Regions from separate parts of the Mus musculus genome. Here region 1 is linked to region 2. Evidence: chromatin loops called from intact Hi-C (ENCODE). Cell type or tissue: heart. All regions are shown on one strand. Each heading gives the region's core, and the rest is flanking DNA. Links, peaks and the distances in the headings are about the cores only.

Evidence for each region. Hi-C counts contacts between places; a loop is a spot of excess contacts. Peaks named below come from ENCODE experiments on the same cell type or tissue, not always from the same donor. Only the 100,000 strongest peaks of a DNase experiment are listed, where the experiment ranks them.
Region 1: it touches region 2 in a loop (2.7-fold over the local background); 6 of 42 quality-filtered maps call a loop at or near these places.

What each region holds. Positions count from the first base shown.
Region 1 is chr2:37,417,984-37,426,324 of GRCm38, reverse strand. Rc3h2 (ring finger and CCCH-type zinc finger domains 2) reads left to right here and starts at 3,422. Exons shown (of 22, transcript NM_001100591.1): 1 at 3,422-3,558; 2 at 6,858-6,893. Zbtb6 (zinc finger and BTB domain containing 6) reads left to right here. Exons shown (of 2, transcript NM_146253.5): 2 at 1-825. In heart, for the core only: no CTCF peak of the experiment used is centred there; a DNase peak (open chromatin) is centred at 3,284; H3K4me3 peaks cover 1,938 bases; H3K27ac peaks cover 1,688 bases.
Region 2 is chr2:37,481,683-37,490,023 of GRCm38, reverse strand. Rabgap1 (RAB GTPase activating protein 1) reads right to left here. Exons shown (of 26, transcript NM_146121.2): 6 at 6,139-6,296; 7 at 2,848-2,958; 8 at 2,446-2,512; 9 at 191-293. It also overlaps the pseudogene Gm17893. Among named protein-coding and RNA genes, the nearest start is that of Gpr21, 31 kb to the left of the region's middle. In heart, for the core only: CTCF peaks have their summits at 4,241 and 4,445 (motif pointing right); no DNase peak of the experiment used is centred there.

The sequences.
Region 1 (8,341 bases), core at 270-8,269, 64 kb after region 2:
TGGCTAATTTCCTTTCGCACATAACTTAAGAATGGCCAGTTATAGTTGTGAGCGTATTCCCCTCAGAGAAACAGTTTGTGACTGAAGTGCTTCTCTTATTTTTGCTTCCTGAATTGATTTTTGGAAGGGAGGGTTAGGGATGGGTGGAGTAAACAGTGAGTTCTTGGGGGAAGTGGTATGTACTATACTGGGTGTTCAGAACATTTTGAATGTGTTTTAAGTTTTATTCGTGCCTTGTAAGATTGTTGTAAAATCAAAATTTGTGAGCACTTTGAAAGTTTTGCTTGTGGGGAGGGTGTTTTATAATGTGGTTGTTATTTATATTATTTATTTCCATTACGTGGACAAATTGATCCTAGGAGCTGGGCAAAGTGCACATGCCTATAATTCTAGCACTTGGGAGATAGAGGCAAGAGATTCAGTTCAGGGCCAGCCTTTCTTATATATAGCTAAGTTTTAGGCCAGCCTCATATACAGGAGACATTGTTTTAAGGAAAACAAAATAAAAAAGTAAAACAAAACAAAAACATTCCTGGGAGAGCATCCGCTTGCATGACATTTCTGAAAAATTCAGCAAAGTAGAATCTGTAAAGATATGAAGGTATGACAAAGTAAAGTGTAGCATTTATTCATTTTAAATACTTTTAGCTGTTTGTTTATGTCAGAAAAAGCAGTATATTTGGGTTGAACCTAGTATGTACTGCATTTAAATGTGTAAAAGATCTTGAAAAGGTTGTTACTTTGTTGTAGAGAAAATCCTTTCCTCTTTTCATTGGATGTAATTATGTTTGTATGAAACAATAAACCGGAGGTGGGAATGGAGAACTTTGGGCTTGTGTATTTCTATGAATTTTAAAGGAATCATTTTCTCTTTAGTAATAATGTTTTTTAAAATTATGTGTGTGGGGTTATGTGTACATAAGATTTATTATTATATTTTTAGTTATGTGTATGTGTGGGCATATGCTTGCTAGCAGCTTTGGATCCCCTCCTGGAGCTGCAGTGAAGGCAGCTGTGAGCTGGGAACTGCACTCAGTTGCTGTGCAAGAGTAGTCAGCTACATTAACCACCTGGTAATCTATGAAGCCCAAAGACTCACTCTCTCCTGCCTGTTTAATGTACCACCACCTGGCACATTTCTGTTATTTTCAACTGGACAGTGAAAAGTAGAACTACCTACTGGGGCTGGAGAGATGGCTCAGTGGTTAAGAGCATGGACTGCTCTTCCAAAGGTCCTGAGTTCAAATCCTAGCAACCACATAGTGGCTCACAACCATCCATAATGAGATCTGACGCCCTCTTCTGGTGCATCTGAAGACAGGTACAGTGTACTTATAATAATAAATAAATCTTAAAAAAAAAAAAGAACCTACCTACTGGTTTATATATGTACTAAAAGGTAGATAAACAGATTACCAACTGTCATAGGGCTTGTATTTTAATGGAGGTAGACAAACAATTGTTAAGTTTTTGAAATTAATTTGGAAAAATGCCAGTGATTAAAAAATGATAGGGAAAGCTGGGTCGTGCAGATATCAAGGATCAAGGCCAGCCTGGTCTATAGAGTGATTCCAGGACAGCCAAGACTATACAGGTTTTTGAGCCCTGTCTAAAAAACATAATAGGGAAAGGAAGGTGTGATTGTTAACTTTTAATGTGGTTTTCCATGTTTGGGGAATGTTTCCTGTGTGAAATGGAAAAATATCAAATGGAAGTAGAATGGAAAATGCACACACAGTAGGTTAGGGAACATGTATATATAAAATTACTCATCACTGTCCAGTTGAAAAGAACAGAAATGTGCCAGGTGGTGATGGTGCACACCTTTGAGCCCAGCACTCCAGAGGCAGAGTGAGTTCCAGGAAAGCCAGGGCTACACAAGAAACCCTGTCTTGAAACAAAAACAAAAAGAAAATACCAAAATGTACACCTGATTGTTGGGAAACTTTCTTTTTTGATTAACATAATTGGATGAAATTATGAATAATGAGTTATTAATGTATAGCTGGTGGGGCTGCCAGGTGGTGGTACATGCCTTTAATCCCAGCACTTGGGAAGCAGTCAGATCTCTGCGTTTGAGGCCAGCCTGGTCTACAGAGCTAGTTACAGGCTAGCCAAGGCACCAGAAAACAAAACAAACAACAAACAGGTGGGGCCAATGGATCTTTCACAAAAAAAAACAAAATGCAAAAACTAAAAAGCCGATCTTGTCACACTTGCCAGAAGCTTTGTGTCACTGGAGCTGCAGTTGTAAGCAGTTCAGTCTATGATTCTGCCTGGACCTTTCAATTGCTGGGTTCACAGGGATGCACCATCACATCTGCATTTTTTTTTAAAGATTTATTTATTTATTATATGTAAGTACACTGTAGCTGTCTTCAGACACTCCAGAAGAGGGCATCAGATGTGAGCCACGGTGTGGTTGCTGGGATTTGAATTCAGGAACTTCAGAAGAACAGTCGGTGCTTTTAACCACTGAGCCATCTCGCCAGCCCCACATCTGGATTATAACTCATGTATATTTAAAGCTTCATTAGAGAAATTTCCATATTCTAACTTACATACAGATTATTATCATGGATGTTGCTGAACATTTTGTTTCACATTCAGTTGCACATCATTAGCATAGATTCACAATATTAACCTTTTAGGATTACTTTGATAAATTAACTATAAAACTAAAATGCTTTTAAAATATCAGTTATCATACAGCCTGGCATATTTGTTTATAATTGTTGCTTTTCTCATCCTTATTTTCAGTCTTTCTTCATAATTCCTACCTTACAGGTTGCCATAAGTCCTCTAACAAATATTGAGTTATAATTCCAAAACTTGTAAAATTTGATCCTTCTCACTTTTGAGGCATCTGGGATTTTAGATGAGGTAGGTGGGTTTGCCAAACGTTTTCACTTTGGTCCTGGTTTTTGTAAACTGGAGAATTATTTGCTAATCTGGTTAGTATCTCACTACAAAGAGAGTAAAGTAGACTGTAACATAGATGAAGCAGGTTCTGCTCTATGGATGATAAATTTAACGTTGGCTCAATCTTGCAAGCCTCCTGGTCAAGGCTTAGATGTGCAGGGAGTTTCCCATAAGGCCCTTCGTCTTGCCTAGTCCTCGCATCATCTCCCACAGTACTCTGGGGTTCCTTTGTCATGTGACGAGGGTGGCTTTCTTCTTCAGAGGGAAACTGATGCGCAGTTCTGGTGGCCGGGCCACTACGCTTCCCTTCTGCCCCAACTCCCGGGCTTGCGTAATCTCGCGTGAAGTGAACAGTATCTTCTCGCGAGAGCTAAATCGGGATCCCTCCAGGTCCGCCTCCGTGGTGAGGAGGAGGAGGAGAAGGAGGAGGAGGAGGCGGAGGGAGGGAGGAGGAGGAGGCCCCGTCGCGGCCTTCGCCGCCGCCAACGGGGCTGTCCCTGTAGCTCCCGATGGAGTTTGAGGCCCTGAAACCGCCGCCGAGCTCTGCCCCGGCGAGACGAGGCGCCTCCGTCGCCGAGCCGCGCCGTCGCGGGGCCCCCGGGAGCGGCCCTTAGCGACCCCGCCCGGGCCCCTCAGGTAGGGCGGGGGCGGGCAAGATGCGGCTGGGGCCCTGGCCCGGCTGCCGGGTCCTCAGAGGTGGGGCGGGGAGCTGTCTCTGCCCGGCGGCCTGTGCACGGTGGCCGCCGGTACCCCGAGGGTTGGGAGTCGCGGGCCGCACCTGACACGACAGAGAGGCCCCTCGCTCTGGTAGGGCTTTTTGATGCGAAGCGAAACGCTCAGATGGCCACCTTTCTCCAGCACCGGCTGAAGGGACGCCTCTGACCACTGAGGATCCCACCCGAACAGAGGCCGGCTTCCTTCTTTGCTTAACCCATGTAGGAAGAGGGGCTTTCGAAAAGGTCCCCGAGATCAGGTCCTGTCTTAGCGTTTTCTTTTCAGCCCTTGGGCTTACCGAGACCACAGCGCTGGGATGGAGGCGATCTGAGTGTTGTAAATAGGGACCCTGGCTAAACAATGCCCAGGGAGGGCTTAACCTCCCTGGAGGGAGATGGCTGGACCAGGGGATGTGACTAGGAGCGATGGCATGAAGCACAGCCAGGGAATTCTGCTATAGTTTTCTTTCCCCCTTTCTTATTATTTTCCTTGGGGGAGCCTCATAAGGAGACTCTTCCACCATCTTAGGAGAATGGTAGAAAGCATCTTTGTTTCTAAGAGAAACAGCTGTACTTTTCTGTCGTTAGGAAGGAGATAAGGGTAGCTGTCATTTCCATCCTTGAAATCACCAGAGTTTTTAAGATACTGGCAGACACAGCCTTCAGACCAAAATAGTCTAAAGTAATCACAGACATTAAGTATTCAAATTCAGTGATTCTCAACCTGTTTAGATTTTTGTTTAAGCTCCACCTCGGTTCTTTTTAATCCCACTGTCCTCCTAACCTTAGGACCCTAAGGAATTTCTTCTCATCTTGACCCACTGTAATTAGAGTTGACTTTATATCCCGAATAAAGTGTTAAAAGTGTTTTACAAATCTTCCTGTCATTTTTAGTAGTCAGGCTTTAAAGTTCCAGTAAAAACTTGGAGTTAACCAGAGAAAGCTAATAATGGCACACTAAAGTGATATTATTTGACAGAAGGAAAGAAACGAATGTTCTAGTTGGTGGGTCTAGTCTCTTTGTGGTTAACTTGTATACACAGCCTAAGACTTGGACTCATTAAGAATAGTTTGTAGATTCCTGTTTTTACCTTTTATGTGGTTAAAAAACTACATCACTGATCTGACATCAATATCCATGTTAAATTGTTTACTTAAATTGTTTACTAACACAGTCAGTTCTTGAAAACCCAGAGACTATTCTATCCTATTAAAGGCTATTTTCCAATATTACCATTGTTTTGTTGATTTGGTGATTCATGTTTCCCACATTCAGAGTTTGGAAAATTGCTTGAAGGACAAAACACTTAATATATTTTCTAGTCTTGTTTAGGGAAGACAGGTACCATAATTAAACAGGCTTTTATTCTTCGAGAATTGAATTGAAATCTAATTCATTAGTGGAGCCTTTGAATTACCCCATGAGTTATTGTTGTGTTAGTATGACATGCAAGAAGACGTTCTTGTTCATGTTTTCATTAATTTAGTTTCTGTGTTTGTAATTTGCTGCCTTCCAGTTGTCAGAGGCATTATTTTCTACACTTAGGATTTTATATTTTAAGACTAGAGCCTGTACGTTATGTGATGGGTAAAAATGCTATAAATTTGTAAAAAGTTTTGTTTATTTTGTTTTTTGTTTTGTTTTGTTCTGTTCTTTGAGACAAGATTCCCCTTCACAAGTAGCCCTGACTGTCCTGTAACTCACTATGTAGACAAGGCTAATATTGAACTCAAGAGAACACCTGTTTCTGCCTCATGAACACTGGGACTAAAGGTGTGCACCACCATCCCTGGCTTAACAAGGCTGTAATAAGTACATGCTTATTTTTGGTTGGACCTGGTTGAAATTTCATTTCCTAGAGATGGAAAAGGGAAGTCTATGATTAAAAATAAAGCTAGTTGGAAATTAAAGATGATTTGTACCCAGTCTCGTGAGAATTGTTGATTACATCTCTAATTTCTAATTCCATTTCTAAATCCTTAAGTGTGTGACTCGTACCTCAAAATTTCTAATAAAAATCAGATCTTGAGTATTATTTTATATTATTTGTAGTCGAGATTTGCTTTTACTACTTGATAGCCACATGTGACAGTTAAGGACTTAAAATGGAGTTAGTGTAATTTGAAATGTGTTGTTAAATGCAAAATGTATACTACATTTCAAAGACTTAATGGAATATTCTATAACATTTTAATATTTAGGTTTTTACATGATTACATGTTAAAATGATATTTTACTTATAAAATAAACCACCAAAATTGATTCCGCTATGGTTTTTTCTTTTTGAAAACCAGAGATTGTTGTATTTTTTTGTGGGTTTTTTTTTTATTTATTTATTTATTTTTTTTATGTGTAATCCATCCTGGCCTTGAACTCACAGAAATCCACCTACTTCTGCCTCCTGAGTGCTGGGATAAAAGGCATGTGCCACCACTGCTGGAAGTTTTTTGATATTTTTGATTCAGGGTCTCATTTGACCCAGCCTAGGGTGGAACTTGCTCTGTAGCCTAGGCTAACCTTTAGCTTGCTAACTGTCCTCTTGCCCTGAACTTCCTTCGTATTTATAGGACTCAACTGCCATGCGGTGGCACCATACATACATACATACATACATAAAAATATACATACATACATGTGGAACCCAAAACTTTCCCAATGGTATCCTTTTAGAGTCAGAATAATTAGAGTAACTAAGAACTTCAGTAATAAGAAAGATAAGGTTAGCCACATGGTGGCGTGAGCCTTTGGTCCCAGTACTTGGGGAGGCAGAAACAGGTGTATCTCTGAATGTAAAGCCAGCCTGGTCTACAAATTGAGTTCCAGGACAGCTAGGAATGGAGAAAGAAGAAAAGAAAAGAAAGATAAAGTTATTTAGAGGCAGAATAAGTAAGTTCAGTCTTGAAGTATTTCATGTTTAGCCATCATTAAGAAGCCTATTAGAATGCATTGAAAGCTCTATCTTATTTTAAAAATTGGGTTCAGCCCCTAATTTGAAGAGTAAAATTTGATCTCATCAATTTTATAGATTAAAACAGAACAACAGTTGTTGTGATATAGCTCTTTTTTTATCCAAAATCTCTTTCTTGAGAGCTGAGATGTAGAATTTGCTTCTATTAGCTCTGTTTGCTTGTTGTTTTTAGGTTAAATCTTACATTGTACTTCTGATGCTTTTAGTATGATTTTAAGTCTAAAGCTGTGTTTTGTTTTGTTTTGTTTTGCAGTACCGGGGATTGAATTTAAAGCTTCACAAACATTAGGCAAGTGTTCTACAACTGAGCTACATCCTTGAACAAAACTAATTACTTTGATATGTTCTATATGGGGAAGTGTCAGTGTAGTCCACTATAGTACTCAAATGTAAATAATGATTGTTTAACAACCAACCTCTAAGTGTATAAGTGTATAAACAGAATTATAAAATACTGTGTTACACTATTATGTTTTACACACAAAGTAGTGAAAAAGACATATGCTCTATTCTGACTTTTTAAAAGTGTCATGGTTCTGAACTGACTATGTAATACGAGTAACAGAAAATGAAAGTATTTTGCTAGTACACTGTTTATTTCGGTAAAGAAGTTTGTAATTTACATCTATAAAACAAGTCTGTTACTCTTTGTATATTATGAATTTGGACTTATATCAAGGAACTTATAGCTTGGGAGTCTGAGCCTGTTTAAGGTTCTGCCTCTACTTGAGTATTTCTCCTTCTGTGCTTTATCTTACGCCTTGTCAGTGTTAAAAACTAGGTACTGAAATTAGTTAATAGTGAGAATGTTTTCTCAATCTCTGTAGGCATCTAGATTTTTGGGCTTTTTAGTCTATTTTATCTCAACTTGAAACATGTGGGAAGTATATTTGGGATAAGTGCTTTGCTAGTCACTATAAATGTTAGCAGTTATGATGTCATATCTACTGAATCAAATAAGTTATTGTAAAATATGTTACTATAAGCCTAAAAGTTCTATAAATTAGTATACTGAGCTCTTGATTGTTTATTTATATGCTTTTAAAACTATAAAAATAGTAAGAGGTTGGGCATATTAAAAAAATAGGAGGCTGGATGGTAGTGGTGCACACTTTTTAGCCCCAGTACTCAAGAAGCAGAGGCAGGAGTATCTCTGAGTTCAAGGCCACCGTAGTTTATGAGCTCCAGGACAACTAGGCTGTTAGAAAGAAACCCTGCTTCAAAAAAAAAATTTGGGGGGGATAATTGTAAAAGTATTTAGATAAACTCAAGAAGTACCTTTCAAATAGAGAGCTGAAACTCCTATGCCACCAATGAAATATTTTAATGGTTATGCATGTTTCTCTGTTTTGGATAAAATGTTCATTTTTTTATTTGCATAACTTAGAATTTATTGACCATAATACTAAAGGAAAGCATCTTTAGGAATCAAATCATATTGTGTAAAGAAAGTTTAGTAAGTTTACTATCAGAATCTGTGATATAGCAGGGGAAAAAAATTGACAGTGTGGTCAGTTTCATTTGAGCTATTCTTTACATTTTACAGGCATTTATTTAGTTTTTAATATGAATTAGTATTAAAAGCTCTTGTCTAGATAAATATATGTATGTGTGTATGTATGTGTGTGTGTATACACATATATTAAAGAACTGTCAGGTGCATCTGGAGCACTGTCCCAATAGTCTTGGAGAAATAAGGAAAAGGGTGTTAGTTCTTTGTTTGCTGTTACCAAGCAG
Region 2 (8,341 bases), core at 140-8,139:
GGACCCAAGTTTAACTCCCAGCACCCACACTGTAGCATAATTATCTGTTACTGCAGTTTCAAGAGATTTGACCCTCTCTTCTGACCTCTACTGGTACCAGGCATGAAGGTGCTGTACAGACATACATGTAGCCAAAACATCCATACATGTAAAATAAGAATGAATAAGGCCTAAAAATATTCTGTACTACCTTTAGGAGTTTCTTCATTCACAACTTGAAAATGTGGGGATTTCGGGTTCCAGCTTCCAGTAATAACATATGATTTTCCATCTGAACTTTTGCCCATAGACTCCTAAGGAAGAGTAAACATAAACCTTAATGCTAAAGGCAGCTCACCCTCATCTTGAGGCTTTTCAAAACTAGGATTTCAGAACACACAACGTTAATAAGGATTGTACTGAGTTTTTCAAGTTTATAGTGTATATAATAACACTATCTACCTACCTACCTACCTACCTACCTAAGATGGAAGTCTACAGGAATCTACACTGCAGCAAAGACTTTAAGTTTCATGTTACCCACAACAACTACTGTTCTTTGCTAGGAAAGAAGGGGATGACAGTGTCTCATAATCAATGATGACCAGTGGTTGCAACCAAGTTCTAGTAATTGCAGATCACCTGACAATGACTAACTAGACTGGGTCCATGTGAAAAGTCTAACTGACCACGTTGTATCCCAAATTAAACAACTGCTTCCTATAACAGCAACTTTGACGGTGTTTATGAAGCACCAGTGCTCTGATATAAGGGATAAATTCTGCTGCAAAAGCATAAAACCAGACCATTGCATTTGCCTCTGCAACCATCAACTTAAAAGTCTCCTCTCAGGATGCCAGCACTCTCATTCCAGAGGAGAGAATACAATGAGTTGTTTGTCTTCCTTCCAAGTTCATCACTGCAGATACAGTAATTACTCACACTTGCAATTGCTTGGCCTTCTCTGGGATGAAACAGCAAACCATTAATGAAATCTGAATGGCCCTCTAAAACCTTATATTCATTTTTATCTTGATGATCTGAAATAAATAAACCTAATTTTCATATTAGCAACTGAAGTACAAAATTTGATTAGTGGAGGACATGATTCAAGGCTAGTTTCTGACTCCTATGCTATTAATAATGATTCTAAGATGAAATAATGTATAGTGTTTAGTATTCAACTCTTTCCGTGTTTTTTCTTCTGGACATGAACACTGTCAACAGCCAAATAAACACAGCCGCTATAGTTGATTAGATTTATTGATTCTCCAGTATAGAAGGCATGTACTCTAATATAAGGGATAAATTGCTCTGATATAAGGGATATCATTCATAGTGTAGACAGCTTTTCATGTGGCATCTTGCTTAGTAATTTATGTTGAAACTCAAAAGACAACAAAACAGCCTTCTACTGAACAGTGTGTGAAACAGAGACGTCACTGATGTATGTAGCCTTGAGTAAAGATGCTCAAGTATCAGAGATTGTTTAAAGGCAGAGAGAGGAGCACTTGAATGATTTCAGTTAAGATTAGCACATCAATTACTTGCATAACTGGTTCTAAAGTTATATGTAAGATAAATGTACATAAAGCATTGGTGAAATTTATAACTTTTAGTTTTATAAATAATGACTTTCATATACTTGCAAAAATAATACCTCCTACTATTTTCTTTCTTTCTTTTTTTTTTTTTTTTTTCTTTTTTGGTTTTTCGAGACAGGGTTTCTCTGTATAGCCCTGGCTGTCCTGGAACTCACTTTATAGACCAGGCTGGCCTCGAACTCAGAAATCCCCCTGCCTCTGCCTCCCAAGTGCTGGGATTAAAGGTGTGCACCACCACGCCCGACTATTTTCATTTTTTATTTTATTTTATTTTATTTTATTTTATTTTATTTTAAATAAGGTCTTGTGTGATTGCCCCTACCTCCCAAGGGATCTTATAGGCTTATGCTACAATTACTCCTACTTGGGTTCTTTTGTTGTTGGTGGTGGTGTTTTGTTTTGATTTTGAGTCAGGGTTTCTCTGTATAGCTCTGGCTGTCCTGGAACTCACTCTGTACAGACCAAGCTAGCCTCAAACTCAGAGATCTGCCTGCCTCTGCGTCCCAAGTGTATGTGCCACTGTGCCTAGTCCCTACGTGTAAAGTAAAGGATCTGACAGTTTGATTCTTACATCAATCCTACCTCATAAGTAGACAAAAAATATTATTCCCACTACACAGGTCAAGACACCAAGGCTGACCTACACATTCAAGGTCAGACTTGTAACTCCCATGTCCCTTTGTGCATTGCTTTGTTGCTTACACAAACACTTTTATATAAGTGTTTATATATAAGACATGTTTTGAGTCTAATGTGATAAGGTAAATCAATAGACAAACAAGATAGAAGTAGTTTATAGATTTCTAATAAAAACCAACCACAACCAAAAGAGCCCACAACAACAACAACAACAAAATCTCACCAAATCCAGCAAGTGCATATCACTGTTTCGGACATCTTTTCCTGGGCTAAGGAGAAGACCAAAGCACCTGTTTAAAAAAAAAAAAAAGAGAGAGAGAGAGAGAACTGACATAAACTTGTAATAAAACTAAGAATATAACTTAAACCAATATTGTCATCATAATCATCTTTACCTGAGCTAAGCAATTTTTTTCTTTTATTATCACATACTAGAGATCAGCAGTAATAACTAAAGATTTATCAGAGTGATTTTGAGAGTAAGAAACACTGCAAAAAGCACAAAATAATTACCAAGAGTCAATATACTCTGTAAGTAAAATTCTAATAAAGTGTATGACTACTCTACTAGACAGATTAAAAAACAAAACTCATATTTACACTAAACATAAAAAAATATGTTTACCTTTCAATGGCAAGTTCTTTGTTAGCTGTTTGCTGCACACAGATAACAATCTTCTTATCAATTCCTTGTCGAAGTTTAAAGCATTGCCTGTCCTTGTCTTTGGGAACAGCACTGTAAGAAGGCCAGCATATTTCATTAATGTTGCTAACAATTATCTTGTCAGATACAGTGGTAACAAAGACCTTAAATTTCTGATTCTTTCCTCTGGTTTACAAGTAATAGCAAGAAAGAAACTAGAACTGAATGTGAATAACAGGATGAAAAAAATGTGACCAATTTCTTATTGCCTAGCCATGACAAGTTACTAATCTTATTGCCTAGCCATGACAAGTTACTAATCTTAGGTAGTGCTGACCTTGTGTTATTAATACTAATGTTGTTATTATTAAAACAAGGAAAGGAGCTAATAAATACCAGCTTAATAAAGATGAAAAAGCCACTTTACAAAATTAATCACCAAATGTACCATCTATTCTCTAGCTCTAGGGGCACTTTTTTCAAAGGTAACAGTGACAGAGGTGACCAGCCATGATGCAGGAACTCTTATCACTGTAAAACACTAACTTAACACCAATGGGACTATTGGTAGATAAAATAATGAGTAGCTGAACACTGTTAAGTATTTATCACTTAGATACTCCCTTGATGTGCTGTGCATTTGTGTTAGTTGCCAATCTAATATTCTCTAATACTTTTATTACAAAGCAAAGAATTCTAGCAAAGGAATCTTCAAATGATAAACATGTTCAAAGAAAAATTTCATACTCCAAACTGTTAAGTATTTCTGGCAAACAGGCCTCATTTTCATCTGTCCTTATGTACCTTAGTCCCTCTCATTTTAAAAAATATTTACTATGTATATAGTGTTCTGCCTGTATGTATGCTTCCATGTCAGAAGAGGGTACCAGGTCTCATTATGGAAGGTTGTGAGCCACCATGTGGCTACTGTAAATTGAACACAGACTTTTGGAGAGGCAGAGGTTTTAAGCCTCAGAGCTGTCTCTCCAGCCCCTAACTTAGTCTTTTATAGTCTAAGGATAGTTAAGTATAAGTAAACATAACTCTCTCAGCAGTTTGAAACAGCAATGAGCTGAGTAAATTACAACTCAGAAGTTGCCTTGGGTTCAACTTCTGAGTTGAACAATACAACTCAGTGCTTGCCAAATATGCCTTGGGTTCAATCTTCAGTGCCAAATAACAATACAAACTCAGTAAAGTCACCTGACGCAGAACTATTTGGTCTGCATTAATTGGAAGCAAAATGGAAAGTGTAACCAGTGGGAATTCACTCTATTGAACATTGGGGGCCAATTTGTACTTCTTGTCCTGTTAGCTATGTTACCTTTACATTTAATCCTCACTGTATACCTTAAAGAAAGATGATCAAGACTTGGGAAGCTGAGGCACAATTCTATCTGGTTGAGTTGCTTGTAACGTTAAATGAGACCAAATCAATTAATCAAGCAGGCAAGTAAACAGCCAGGCAACCAACCTGAACCAATCATTTTGAAAGTTTCTCAGGGGTAAATTTTTACAAGTTGCTTGGTAATAATTATAACAATGTAAGACTGATTTCTTTTTTCTAATAATAAAACTGGCCACCAGGTGGCACTGCAATTCCAAACAGACACTAGTTTCAGACAAAACTAGTCAGCTACTATTTTTTTTACTGGAAAGTGATTTTTAGAGATCATATATTTTCTCATAATTTGATTTTGCCCATGTTATGAGGAAGACATATGTACATATGATTATTAATTATGACCACTCATTTTATGATATGAGCTATATGGGAAAAAATCCAGTCATCTTGCAAACATTTAGACACAAAGGATTTGTGTGTAGCCACTGCATCTTACAAATAAGGGAATTATAGACTGGAGAGGTAAAGGAACTTCAAAATGGCCACACTGTTAAAATTAGCAACAATTAAACAAAAGTTTTAATGTTTATTTCAGGGTCCTTCCTATTATTCAAAGAAATATTTCACTTAAAAAACCAAACCAGCCAGGCATGGCAGCTCAGACCTATACTATCAGCGGCTGGGAAGCTAAGACTGGAGGGCTACTGTGAATCTGTGGCCGGCTGGAGCTTCATTCTGAGGTGATTTTGTTGCTGGTGTTGCTATTGTTTTTTGATCCCCATTGGTTTTTCAGACAAGCTTTCTCTGATTAGCCCTGACTGCCCTGAAGTCACTCTGTAGACCTGGCTGTTAGGCTGGCCTCAAACTCAGCCATCCTCCTGCTTCTGCCTCCCAAGTGTTAGCTTATATTCTGAGTTCTAAGCTACACAATGATTTCCAGTTTCAAAGGATAAATGAGTGAATTAGTAAAATGAAATAATGAGAGATGAACACCAATCGTAGGGTTTTTTTTTTTTTAACTGTATATAGAAGGCTCGACTTGGGACAAAGCCCATTATTTCCCTTTTTATGTGTTTAGACAAACTTTAATGGTAAAACTGGATGTCAAAAAGCTCTTTAAATAAAAATCAGACAACCAAACTAACAAAAAAAGCAAGACAAATTGTGCTGGACAGTTTCATGCCAACTTGACATGAGTTGAAGCTGTATAAGGAAACCTCAGTTAAGACAATGGCTCCATAAAATCTGCTGTAGGCAAGCTTGTAGGATATTTTCTTTAGTGATTTATGGAAAAAGGTACAGTCCATTGTGGGTGGTGTCATCCCAGGGCTGGTAGTCCCGGGTTCTATTTAGAAAGCAGGCTGGGTAAACATGAGGAACAAGCCAGTAAGCAGCACCCTTCCATGGCCTCTGCATCAGCTTCTGCTTTCAGGTTTTGGCCTTGTTTGAGTTCCTGTTTTGACTTCCACCACAGCAATTGTAACCCTAACTAAGATACCAATATCGCTATAAATGTAGTCTACCTAACTTTGGCCACCTTGAGTCCTAATTTTTATCAGCTGTCAGTCAACCATTCTGACTTAAAATAAAAGATAGTCATAAGATGAACTTTTCTAATGCTTTAAACATTAACACTGTAGCCAGGCAGTGGTGGCACATGTCTTTAATCTTAGCATATGGGAGGAAGAGGCAGGTGGATCTCTGTGCGTTCGAGGTCAGACTGGGCTACAAGAAAAACCTGTCTCTAAAAACAAAAAGAAAAAAATTAAAGTAAATCTTTCTTTTCTCCCTTTATTACTGCATAAACGTATTCCCTGTAGAAGTAATCATTTTAAGTATCAAATATATCTAGTCTGACCTAGTTTCTTCTGTACCACAAATAATAGTATACTAAAATTAAGCAAAATAAATAATTTGAGATGGCCTACCTAAAATAACCTTTACCATCATCTTCTTTTATTTCTAAAGACACAGAGAAGGTAAAGATGTCGCTGTCAGGAGTCTGTGGTGCAGCTGTGGCTGAGAGTGGGGTCTGCTTGGCAGAGCGGCGGAAGGCGGTGGCAAAACTGTAAAGTATCCGGCTCACCTATAAGCAGAGATGTCAGGAAATTGGCTGTTATCAGTAAGACAGAAACACTCTCCCTCCAGTGGCCAGTGACTCACAAAAGCATTTGCTGCTAGACTTCTTTTACATGAAACAAGCAAAATCAACTTTTAAGGATACAGTTCAGAACAGCAGTTGTTTTTGTGTCTGGGTGTGTGTGTGTGTGTGTGTGTGTGTGTGTGTGTGTAACAAAAGGGATCACTCTTGAATGCTAGACATGCTCTCTCTCTTAATCTGGGCAATGGTAGAAACTCATGCAGGCTGCCACTGAGGAGGTCTGCACTTTATACAGAGTCCTTTTCGGGTTCAATGAGATAATGCAGCAAGTGAAGGCTTTCTGAGCAAGTCTGGTGACTAGACCTGGATTCCCGAAACTCCATAGGGTAGAAGGAGAGGACCAATGCCAAGTTGTTAACTGAATTGTATACCCCTACTCCCTGTATCATGTACAAAAACATGCAATCATAATAAATATATAAAAATAAATAGGAAGTACTTTATTAGGGTTAGATGTTTACTTACTTGGGAGAAGGTAATCACTTGTCTTTCCCTTAGAGTTTTTTTTTTTTTTTCAGTTAAAATTACCTAATTTGTTAGATTTCTAAATTAAAACCATCAAAGAGGGATTTTTTAAAAAAAATAACAGAAATAGTTAATATTAGAAACCTAAACCTGGAGAAAGGTTGACTCCCAGGTGCTCTAAAATGCCTAGGATAACAGGTGAAGAGACCACAACATCTGTCCCAATACCCAGAGTAACTGGTCCCACAGGATCCAGGGACATAGGAACCCTAGTCAGCCCAGTGGCACGGGTTCCTTCTGGTCTGAACCTGCACCTGGAGCAGACCTGGGGTACTGGCTCTGCACCCACTCTTACAACACCCAGAGGGACCCAACTCCCAGGTGCTCTGAAATGCCCCAGATCACAGAATCAGGAGGAAGCTAGACTTTGAACAAAACCATCCAGAATCTAAAGATGGAAATACAAACAATAAAGAAATCACAAAGGGATACAAGCTTGGAGACAGAAAACCTAGGAAAGAGATTAGGAGTCATAGACATAAACATCACCAACAGAATACAAGAGATGGAAGAGAGAATCTCAGGTGCAGAAGATACCATAGAAAACAGTGACACAACAATCAAAGAAAATACAAAATGCAAAAAACTCCTAACCCAAAACATCCAGGAAATCCAGGAAACAATGAGAAGACCAAACCTAAAGATAATAAGAAGAGAATGAAAATTCCCAACATAAAGGGCCAGTAAATATCTTCAACAAAATTATAGAAGAAAACTTCCCTAACCTAAAGAAAGAGATGCCCATGAACATACAAGAAGCCTAAAGAACTCCAAATAGACTGGACCAGAAAAGAAATTCCTCCCGATACATAATAATCAGAACAACAAATGCACAAAACAAAAAAAGAATATTAAAAGCAATAAGGGGAAAATGTTAAGTACCATATAAAGGCAGACCTATCAGAATTACACCAGACTTCTCACCAGACTCTGAAACCCAGAAAATCCTGGACAGATGTCATACAGACCCTAAGAGAACACAAATGCCAGCCCAGGCTACTATACCCAGTGAAACTCTCAATTACCATAGATGGAGAAACTAAGATATTACATGACAAACCCAAATTTACAGAATATCTTTCCACAAATCCAGCGCTACAAAGGATAATAGGTAGAAAACTCCAACATAAGGAGGGAAATTACTCCCTAGAAAAAGCAAGAAGTAATCTTCTTTCAAAAAGCCCCAAAGATAATAGCCACACAAACATAATTCTACCTCTAACAACGAAAAGAGCAGAAAGGAACAATCATTTTCCTTACTATCTCTTAACATCAACAGACTCCATTCTCCCAATAAAAAGACATAGACTTTTAAGTCAGATCTGGTATTGGGTGAGGAAAAATGACTGAAGCCCTGAGGGCCAGAAGAAAGAATTGAAGCAGGCAACCTCAGGAAATAGGAGGTTGGGGGGACCCTCCAGAATGCACCAGAGACCTGGGAGGTA